2 separate regions of the Homo sapiens genome follow, and region 1 is linked to region 2. Evidence: chromatin loops called from intact Hi-C (ENCODE). Cell type or tissue: Caco-2. All regions are shown on one strand. Links, peaks and the distances in the headings refer to the core of each region. The heading gives the core; the rest is flanking DNA.

The links. Peaks named below come from ENCODE experiments on the same cell type or tissue, not always from the same donor. Only the 100,000 strongest peaks of a DNase experiment are listed, where the experiment ranks them.
Region 1: a loop joins it to region 2, with 3 times the contacts of the local background. A loop is called at or near these places in 5 of 110 quality-filtered maps.

What each region holds. Positions count from the first base shown.
Region 1 is chr4:162,772,043-162,777,714 of GRCh38, reverse strand. No RefSeq gene overlaps it. Among named protein-coding and RNA genes, the nearest start is that of MIR4454, 320 kb to the left of the region's middle. In Caco-2, for the core only: no CTCF peak of the experiment used is centred there; no DNase peak of the experiment used is centred there.
Region 2 is chr4:163,030,252-163,035,923 of GRCh38, reverse strand. No RefSeq gene overlaps it. Among named protein-coding and RNA genes, the nearest start is that of MIR4454, 61 kb to the left of the region's middle. In Caco-2, for the core only: no CTCF peak of the experiment used is centred there; a DNase peak (open chromatin) is centred at 2,853.

The sequences.
Region 1 (5,672 bases), core at 450-5,449, 260 kb after region 2:
CTTTAAAGTTGTTTTTACCCTTCCACTGTCTAAATAAAAATCAAGTTGAAAACAGCTGCATGCAATATCTTTTAATACACTATATAAATATGATTTGCTTGCTTTTCTCTGCAGGTATCAAGTAAATGTTAACACTACTTCATCTCATACAGAGTAACCTACGCCAATCAAGTTTTATTTCAGACAGACTGTTAAAGTCCTAAAATAGAGGTATACAAGCTCCTTTTGAAATACAAATGCTTAAGTATTTGTAAGAATTATTTAACTTCAAGAGCTCCGAAGAACTATTTGAAATAAAATCTTTAGGGATTTAAAACATAATACACTATTTGTGAATTGTCAGGTGCACATAGCTTACATTATTTAACAATTTCAAAGTATACTGTATTGTTTCTATAATTAAAATTTTGAGATGAATATACCCTAAGGTAACTGACTTTGGGAATTACATATCTCATGCCTGTGAATATACTACTGGCATGTTTAAGAGATTTGTATTAAACTTTCTAAAGTATGAGTGTTAATTTACTTAGTTTGCTATATTTAAATATAAGATATCTTGTGGCTAGCTCCTACACTAAATCTAGAGACAAATTCAAACTCATTTGTTTTGTCATTAGGTAAACAGTAATAATACAGCAGGGAGGCAAGCTATGAAGAATTATTTATAATATACATGGTTTGGGGGATTTTCTTCTAAATTATGGTGTTGGTTGTATTGAAATTTGTTAACTGGACCATAAAAGTTGTTTTGTGCACTGATGTCATTTCTGATAATAGTAATATAAACATGTTACTTATGCTTTATAGAGTGACTTTTGCCAGATAATTGTGTGTTACATAAAAAGCATGCCAAATAGCTAATGTTAAGCAGCCTTAGTGCATGTTAAGGGGCCAAGGATTAACTATATCTATATAGTCCTTTGTGGGGAAACATGAAGGACAAAGAAGTTCCAAAGTCAGTGCTTTCTAACAATGACTGAAAGAGGAACTGGGCTTTGGTCACTTGCTGCTCAGAAGCCATCACTTAAGCACTGAGCTACCCATTTGCTAATATTGTGGAGAAGTGGACAGTGAATCCCAGAAAGTAAGCAGGGAACCGATGGCTGCATTACGTTATTTTGTCTAACCACTATAATCTAAATAAACATGTTACATTTTAAGAGCTTGTGGGTCAAATTTGAGTCGTTTGAATATCTTACCAGTTGATTAACAGAGATGGGATAAGCTCTTTTTAGTTTTGATTTCTTCATTTTCTGTAGAGCTTGGTACGGTCGGTAGATAAAATAGTCCAGGGAAACAAAAGCCTTGGAACCTATAAGTTAGCTCAAAAATAGGGGCTACAAAAGTCCAAAATCTCTAGAGTCAATAGTTTTAGTTCATAAGAATTCTGACACAGTATAGCCCTTGATCTTGGACAATTAGCACATAGGAAGACATCCAATGGTTTCATGTGGCTTACACATATTATTCCAGGATTCACCACCACACAAAATGAAATGTGTACCTTCTAATTAAAGAGTTCCTCAATTTTCATTTTTATCCATCTAAATACAGGAATTATTTTAAAACAGAGATTTTAAATCAGAGATTTACTTATCATAAATATGACTGTTTAATATGGTAAATTTCAGGACGGTACAGGCTAATATATGTAAGACTAGGTCTCTGTTAATGTCCATGTCACTAAGTGTGCCTAACTTCACTGAATTTTATTGTATCTTAGTATGCCTTCTAATAAAATTTGTTTTCTTTTCCCGAGATCAAACAGTCTCTGTAAACTTCTGAGTTTACATAGACTGAGTTCCATATTCTAACTGTTGATATCTTAAGGAGTTCCCAGAGGTGGCACTACAGCCGTGTTAGAAATTAAAAAAAAAAACAAAACACACAAAATCTATGGCACCACTACTATGTATCAATGATGTATATGATATATCCACTCTAAAAAATGCATCATTCATTCAAATTATTAATTCATTCATGCTTTTTAAAAATGACATATTTAGATGCTCCGTTGAAAATATTATTCTTAACCTTTGAGATCAATTTAAAATAACACAATTTCATCTTCACAGCTCTTTCAGATAGTCGTTTTGCTGAATAACCATATTGTCTTAAATTTCACACAGAAAAACCTATAAGAGGAAGATAATTTTGTCTTGGACTTAGAAGCAGATCAATGTTAAACCTGAAGAGCAGTCAAACTAAAGTAAACTAAACTATATAGTGTAGTTGCATTTTATGGAGAAAAGCTAAACCATATAAATCCCAACTGAAGATTTTGTTAAATATTGGTCAAAGAAAGCTTTAACTGGCAGAACAGAAAATTAAATCAAATAGGTCAACATGCCCTTCAGGACAATAGCAAAGCATGTTGATGATGTGGCTTCTATGGCTAGAACAAATTGATGATCTGCAGTGTAAATTAGGATTTCACTTGTATGTATCTAATATATTTAGAGCTACTTTTGACATTACGTCTAGTTCCATTTTCCTCAGCAGTTTCATTACCAGCAAGTCTAAATCATAATCTGTATGGGATGTAACCATGGTCTCCTGGAAAACAGTGATGATTATATTTTAGACGTGATAAACTTTGAAATTCTCCACAGGGCTTACGTAGAGAAAAAAAGAAAAAATTCCAGAAGCCAGCTTTTATAGGGTGATTTGACCTAAGATAAATAAAAGAAGGGTAGGCATCAAGATTTATAGTTGTTAGTTGCAATAAGCAATGCCAGAATAGACATTCTCACCACACAATGTAGGATAGATTCAGTGTTTCATAAAAAGGCACATCAGAAAGCAGTTTAAAGAGGTTTCAGAGTGTCTGTTAAAGATGGAAAATATTATTTTTATCCTATGTGATTGAGCCCCTGTGTGTATATATCCATATATATAAATAAAATACACATATACACAGACACACATACATGCATATATACATACATAGAGACATAGAGAGTGAGTGTGTAACAGTATTAAATAAGAGAATAAAATTGTCCTTATTGAAATTGTCTGTGGAGATTCTATCCTAAATAACTGTAACTTATAAAATGGGCTAGCTTTTACTAGCTTTCAACTCACTTTAAACATCTTTCCATTTACATAAATGATGTCAATAGTTTGAGCATTTAGTTGGTAAAAATGAGATGAAAGATTTTGACAGGAAATTCTATATGACTCATTGGACAGTTGGAGAAAATTAGTAAGACAGCCAGTTCATCACAGTGCCATTTTAGATAATACAAGGAGCAGTATATTTTTAAACAATGGTGACAATGCCGGCAGATTCTAAATAAAAATTAATTAGGATTCTGCAAATTTAATAAATATGATGACAGATGACATTTATATGATATATATAGCGGACTCTAAAAAAGTAGCTTTAGAGGATATCTAGTCACAATACCAGTACATAAAGAGATTTTATCATCAAATTTAATGAATTCTTCTATGAACTCAATCAAGGACATCTAAATAATAGAAAACTACAGTACTAAGCTGTACTGACTTTTTTTTTTAAACAAGCTTTTATTGATTATCTTTTAGGTTGCTGGCGCCACGCTTCATGCTAGAATTATAACAAACAATGAGCAAGACAGACATGGTGCTTAACTTCAAGTTGCTTCTATCAGAGTATCAGATAAAGATGAATATCCAGGCAACTGCAAGGTAACACATTTGGCACTATGGTAGAGGATACATGTAATTCTGTGGGAGGAAAATATGTGAATGACAGCTTACATGCTTCCTTGAGGAATGGGCATTTTTGGGGAGATGTAAAGGATAGGTTGGAGTGACCCAGGGTAAGAGAAGGGTAGTGTCTATGTGTGCCTTCCTTAGCATTGTGGCTGATCAGGTATTCTGAATAAACATCCAGTTGTGGAACAACTGGACTCTGGATAGGCTATAACTTTTGTGTGAAGGGTAGAGAATTATGAACGAAATAGCAACTGTAAAGGCAACAGAATTCAGTGGTTTTACTCTACTCAATCGATGCTATGATTAAAAGGTAAATAAAAGCAGAAGATGATTGGCTATGAGAAGCCAAGTATAAACATTAAAGCCCTCCTTGTTTGCCTATAAAGGGGCACTCATCTCTTACAGCAGAAAAGTAGGGAAAGATCCAACAGAGGTTAAGCTCTCAATCAAGATAGGTGTGCTATGTAAAAGTCAGGGCCCTGCCTTTGAAAGAATGGGAGACCGATGCAGGTGTTGATGCATCAAATTCTTGAACGCACACACTTCCCTGAACCCTGTGAGCCTGCAGAAGTAGCCCACTTCTCTATGCTAATGGCTGGAGCTCTACTATTACCTGCAGATGATGCAGATGTCTCTCATCTGTAATATAACATGCACTCCCTCAACATCTGCCCACACACAGCCAATAAATGGGTTAAGTCACAATGTCACTCATCTGGGGATGTGCTGGATCTGCAGAAGGAGAAAAGGGACTACGGTCCTAAAAAACTAAACAAAGAGAAATTTAACTTGATTTGGGATAAAAGGTAGTTTATTAACACGAAAGGACCCTCTCCAGATGCAGGATTTAACACCCCAGAAAGGACCCTGAGAAACTATTCAAACACACTGTTAGGATATCCCAGAGATGCATGGAAAAATCATAGTCCAGACTAAGTAAGATAAAAATGCCTGATTTAGCATTACAGACTGTGGAAGAAGATAATTGAGATGTTCATGTTGGTCTGTATGTGTTAAAGTAATATGTTATGGAAGGTTGTAAAAACTCCCCAAAACTATGTTTCACTATGTCTCCTGAAGGACACATTATTTTTCAAAGTGCTGATGCATTAGCTCTGAGAGGCGCACTAGCATCATTAAGTTCAGTGGTGGCTCTGCTCTCCAGGACAGGCTGACAGAAGAAAATGCCATTGAAAGCCTGGGCTACAAAAGCAAGGAAGTTGGTTGAAGCCTCACTCCCGCCCCTTTCCTCGATAGAAGCCAGGTTTCAGCATTTAACAGTGGAGGCAATTATTGCAATGAGTGGCAAGGTCAAAGTGGCAGCCAAGAGGATTTGACCTACAGAGACTTATGGAGATAGTGGAGATGGTTAATAGTACATTGTGTCTCTCAAGCAACAAACAGGGATATTGCTCAATCTGCACACTCAAAATTAAGGAAAGATAATCAGGTTGTTGAAGACAATCCCCCTAATTAAAAACAACAACAATGAAAAATAACCCCCACAATTCCTTTGCCCTCTTTCTGGACTTGAGTTTTTTGGTTTTGGTTTTGTTTTGTTTTAACTTAGAGTCTATTGATTAAACTAGAGATGAGCTGGTTTCCCAATATGTCTGTTTTAGATGTTTTCTGGTCAGTGTAGTAACAGGGGGCTTAAGATTTGGCTATACTTTTTTATAAAGATTATTAATTAATGCACATTTTAAACTGTCTCACTTCTATCATCTGGTGACTAAAAGCTCTGAGTCTCTGTATTTCAACATCGTAGATTCTATAATCCCAAACTGACTCCTGGCTATGGAATAGGAGTAGGTGAGATCGGCTACTTGAATGCTCTCAGTTTTGTGCAGCGAGAGCCAATTAATCCTTTAGAGACTTTTAGCCTATACTCCCTTCCATTTTCCATACTGTGACTGGCTCCCCATCTCTGCTATACTTGCTGTGTCTGAGTTCGGAATCTCTCAGGT
Region 2 (5,672 bases), core at 389-5,388:
TTGTTTTTAAGGACAAATAATTTAATCAGTTGAAATGTATTATATCCTTTGTACATGGCAGGTATAGAGAACTGATTGATTAACTTGAGTGACATTTAATAATACAGTTTCATGAAGCATCTGGTCCTACTGCTGACTAATCGTATTTATTAGAGGTATAGAGAGTATGACATGGTTACCAAAACAGTGCTTCCAGCATCAGACTGTCTGGCTTTGGATTTCAGGGGTGATGTGAGGCAATTTACAAAGGGTCATTATGAAGATTTAATGAAATTATATACAGAATGTAATAGGCACATAGTAGCATGCATTAAATGATAGTTCTTATCATTAATTTGGTTTTGATGTTACTAGAAAGTTCTTTCTTATAACAAGTTGAAAACCAACTACCTGTGTTCCCCAACTTTTGTTCCTTGTTCAGACTTCTGTGTGAGCCTATATAATGGGATTTCTGGGGTATTTAAAGAAATTATCTCCATCCCTTCATTCACATCAATCTCCCTTTCAGTCCTGCAGTAGTGTCTTCAGTTTAATAACTAGAGTTTATTTTTCCAGGATGTGATATTATGGCAAACGCACTTCAGAGACTTAACGCATTAGTTGATCACAAGTCTTTAATATCTCAGTGTTATTTCATTGCATGACTCTTTACAATAGGCCCCATGACAGGATAGGAAGGGAAAAGGGCTAAATCCATAGTTTGGGCATTAGTCCTGAAGGATAGTCCTCCATTTGACTAGATGGAATTTCTCAGTGCTTTATGTTTAGCCCAAGCCCCGCTGTTCTGTACCATTGCACTTTTGATCTTGGCTGCATTTTGAAAGTTGGGCTGCACTGTCAAATATTATGTGATTAATTTTTTCTCAACTTTGACAGGCTGTCAAATCCAATCATAATAAGAATGTAGAGGATTATGCTACCTGCCCCTTTTTATTGCCATATATATGACAAAATTGAAAGGGAGGGTTAGAGTTTGAAATTGTCAGGTCAAACAATTTGATTTTGCATTTAGGGGTCTTGTAGATTTGGTCTGTTTCTGCAGCTCACACTGTCATCTGAGGCAAGGCTGCTTCCTTCATTCCCTGGATGCTTCATCTATGATAGCTCTGCTATTCTGTTTGTACTCAGAGGAGGCAGCTGCGTAGAGGCATGGGAACTGCTGTGGCTCTCTACTCATCTCTGGAAAATCTTACTTCTTTCTAGAATGTTATTCTTTAAGTGTTTTTTGGTGTTTGTTGCTTTTCATTAGCTCCATAGAAAAGTATGGTTCTTATTTTGTCCAGGTTTCTCTTATTATTGTGTTTTCACATCCTAACAACTGGAAGCAGAAGAATTTCTTTTCTTTTCTTTCTTTTCTCTTTTCTTTTTTTTCTTTCTCTTCTTTTCTTTTCTCTTTGTTTCCCCTTCCCACCCTTTCCCCTCCCCTCCCCTCCCCTCTCTTCTCTTTTTTGAGACAGGGTCTCACTCTGTTGCGCAGGTTGGAGTGCACTGGTGTGATCATGGCTTACTGCAGCCTCAACACCCTGGATTCAAGTGATCCTCCCACCTTAGCCTCCTGAGTTGCTAGGACTACAGGCATGCACCACCACGCCTGGCTAATTTTCATATTTTTATAGAGATGGGATTTCACCATGTTTCCCAGGCTGGTCTCGGACTCCTGTGCTCAAACAATCTGCCTACCTCGGCCTCCCAAAGTGCTTGGATTACAGATCTGAGCCGCTGCTCCTGGCCAGAAGACATTCTTTCATATAAGGAAAAGAAGGTTTATCAGAAAAGTGGTGTTCTGTCTCTATTGTTGGTACATTTTATGTTTATGGGAAATAAAAAATCAGAATGGAATCCTCATTGAAAGAATATTAAGGCACCCATAATTGTGTATTTCCTCATTTAATCCAAGTTGCAAAAGTGACTTTGCAAACCTATTGCTCTTTACCAAAACATGGAAAGAATCATTAAGAACTAAAAACAGTTTTAAAATGATCTTATGTTTTTTAGGTCAGCATGTGAGGTTTCACTGATGCTTTCAGTGAGATAGCTAACTAGGCTGAATGTGTTCACATCATGACTGGGCAAAGCAAAACCTGGAATCCCTCTCTGAATTTTTTTTAGATAATCTTTGCTACTGCTTGGTTATTTTAGCAGTATAAATATTTACTGATATATTTTCTTATAACCAAAATTTTGGTTCACATTCTTGAAGAAAACTCTTCTTAGGCCTTACCTTAGGGGAAGTTAGTTGACATTTGGATTATCTAAGGTGTCCTAATCAGAGACAATCTAGGGGTGGTTTGATAGCCTTTGAACACTAGTCAGAAGATCTCACTCCAAAGGCTTTAATGTAACTACCTGTAATTAACCCTAGTTGGTTGTTAATTAGCACAGTAAATACTTAAGAAAATTGTCTTAGTCCATTTGGGGATGCTATAAAAAATACCATGGACTGGGTGGCTTACAAACAACTGAAATTTATTTCTCACAGTTCTAGAGGTTGGGAAGTCTAAGACTGAAGCACCAACAGATTTGATGTCTGATGAGGACCTGCTCCTGATTCATAGACGGCTGTTTTGCCGTGTCCTCACTTGGCAGAAGCAGGGAACTCTGGTATTTTCAGGCTCTTATAAGGGCACTGATTGACAGAGCAGGAGTATCACCATCTTGGACAAGCACTGTCATTTTAAAAATCACCTTAATCAAATACCGCCTAAATCCAAAGGGCATCAGCCTAATGGCTAAGGTCAGTATGACCATAAACCACATGTAACAGCTCCAACCATAAACACTCCAAACTCCTCCTGGACCAGAGACATGCTAGCCCTGAGATAACCCCCATCTGGCCAGAAAGATGTCATCCCCAAGATAACCTCCACTCTGCCCAGAGACATTCCAACCCCGCCATAAAACTTCTCCCCCACACAGAAACATTCCAAGCTTGTAATAAGCTCCCTCACCCTAAAACCAATATGTACTCTTAGTCTGTAAAAGAAAGCCCTCCTGACTGAAATCAATCAGAAGCCCCTCTTGGGTTTTGTCTCTAAAAGTATTTGACTGTTAAGCCGCGTTTCGTTTTTCTTTCCTCTTTCTTTAACTCTTACACTGATCTCAAACTTATCACTGCCAAAAGGTCTTACCAACTGATACCGTCACACTGGGGATTAGGATCAACACATGTCAATGATTTTCACTGATGAAAGAGTTCAATTTATGTGAAATGACTAGAATTATTGTACCACCCTTTCCAAACTTTCATGAATAAGGAGTAAGAATCTAGAAAGTCAAGTAGCCTATCCCTTTCTGAATAGCCTGGTAAAATTGTGGATTACATGTGGTCTTCTGAAGGTTTCTGTCAGTTGGTTCCATCTAGAAGATTAGCTGAATTTTGTCACTACAATATTATAGTATCAGCTTGGTTGTATTCCTTATTGCTGGATTGATAAATAATAATCTTATGTATTAATGCCTACCCTGTACTTATTTCTAGTTAATAAAATAGTACTAGGAAAGGAGAGGTTGTAAGTATGTAGAGTGTTGTAGTTGACATGGCAAAATGAATGTGCACAATAAATGGAATAAAAGGAAGACTGGGCACTTCTAAATGACTGCTAAAACAGAAATGAAGAAATTCATAGACAAGCGGCTGCTTGAATTAAGCTTTAAAGATAAGTAAGCAGTCAATGAAGGAACAATAGTACAGGGCTGGCTATGGCAACAGAACAGGCGAGAGACTGTGTTATTTTCATGGAACTGAAAGTAACACAGTGTGACTGAAGAATAGGTTGTCTTCACATGAAATCATTTGTCCATCTTGTGAAAAACTTTGGTTTTATTTTCAATCATTGCAAAGTAATGGAAAGGTTTTATGCAAGGCAATAGATTGAATTTGTGCCTTAGATAGATTATTCTGATGTCGGTGGCCATTCCTGCTAGCAAAAAGATCAGCTAAAACATTGAAACAGAGACTGTTAGATGTTCACCAAACCCATTTTCTCTTTCTCTCAAACACACACTAGATTATATTCTAGCCTCTTTTTAAGGTGGATAAAACCATATAAATGAGTTCCAGCCAAAGGGAAGTAGATAGAAGTGAAATGTGTTATGTCCAGGCCTGCTGCACAAAACCCATCAACATGTAATTCTGCACGTTCTTTACTTGTAGGAAGCAATATGTGATATGATAGAACCGCTAGATGGATGTTGCCTGGGTTGTTCAGTCATTATTTGAAGGAGAACCACCTGTGACATTACAAAAACTATTTGGACATTTTGTGGGTGAAAAGTAAATTTCTGTTGTGTCAAGCCACTGAGATTTTGAGGTCAATCTCATATAGCAGATTCCTTTAAATACAACATATTATTATTATAGTTTTGTGAGGGATGACAAGATCCTGAAATACTACAGTGGTTGCGAAGACAGAAAGAAATGGTCATTGACATTAGATGTTAAGGAGATAGAAGTATGGAGGGAATGTTGACTGATTTAACGTGGAGTGAACAGAAGAACAGAGGATTACTTCTCACTTTTCATCTTGGGCAACTGGGAATATGATAAAGTAGTAACAGGAATCACTGGGTGATATAAGGTATTTTGGAAAGATAAGTATCAATATGAACCTACTGCTGTTAGGTGTAACTGTTTGGAAGATTGTTTAATTTGTTTATAATTTTTTATTCTTTCCTATTTTTTGCCGTGTGTTAATGTGGATAGAGTATACTTCTTTGCTCCATTGATTTGGGGCTTGACCATGTGGTTTTTCTTGGACCAGTGAAATGAGGGCAGGAACTTTGGTGTTCCAGTTTCAAGCAGAGGTGTTAATGGAAACCACTCCCCATAAGTGCTCTTACTCTCTAACATAAGGACATCATCATAACCCAGGAACTACTTCTTCCATCATCCCCATAGTTATTATATCTCAAAATAATCTGGAGAAGAGCTGCCACAGCTGACCCTCAGATCACATAAACAAGAAGTAGATATTTGTCCTTGTAAGTTATGTGAGTTATGCAGTGTTATTACAGAAAAAAAAATGACCTATTTGGAATAAGATAGTTGAAGCATCTAATAGAGAGCGGGGAATACTATTCTGGAGAAGAAGAAGCTGGAGATACAGATTTTGGTGTTGTAGTAGTTAAAAGTTGTTAACATGAATAAAATGACTAAGGTAAACCAGAGAAGAGAAGAATTCCAAGGATGCAAAGAACCCTAAGAGCAGCAACAATTGAAGTGTGAGCTGGGAAAATGGTTCAGATTGGAGAATGAGAATGAATAGTCATGGTTTAAGAAAAGAATCATGAAAATGCAATGTATGGATGGGGGTGGTGGCTCGCGCTTGTAATCCCAGCACTTTGGGAGGCCGAGGCTGGCAGACCACGAGGTCAGGAGTTCGAGACCAGCCTGGCCAACATGGCAAAACCCCATCTCTACTCAAAAATACAAAAATTAGCTGGGTGTGATGATGGGTGCCTGTAGTCCCAGCTACTCAGGAGGCTGAGGCAGGAGAATCGCTTGAACCCAGGAGGCGGAGGTTGCAGTGAGCCGAGATCGCACCAGTGCACTCCAGCCTGGGCAACAGAACAAGACTCTGTCTAAAAAAAAAAAAAAAAGGAAAATAAAAGAAAATGCCATGTAATGAAAATAAAGGAATGGCAGTATCTCAAGGAGGGTATTGTGGGCAATA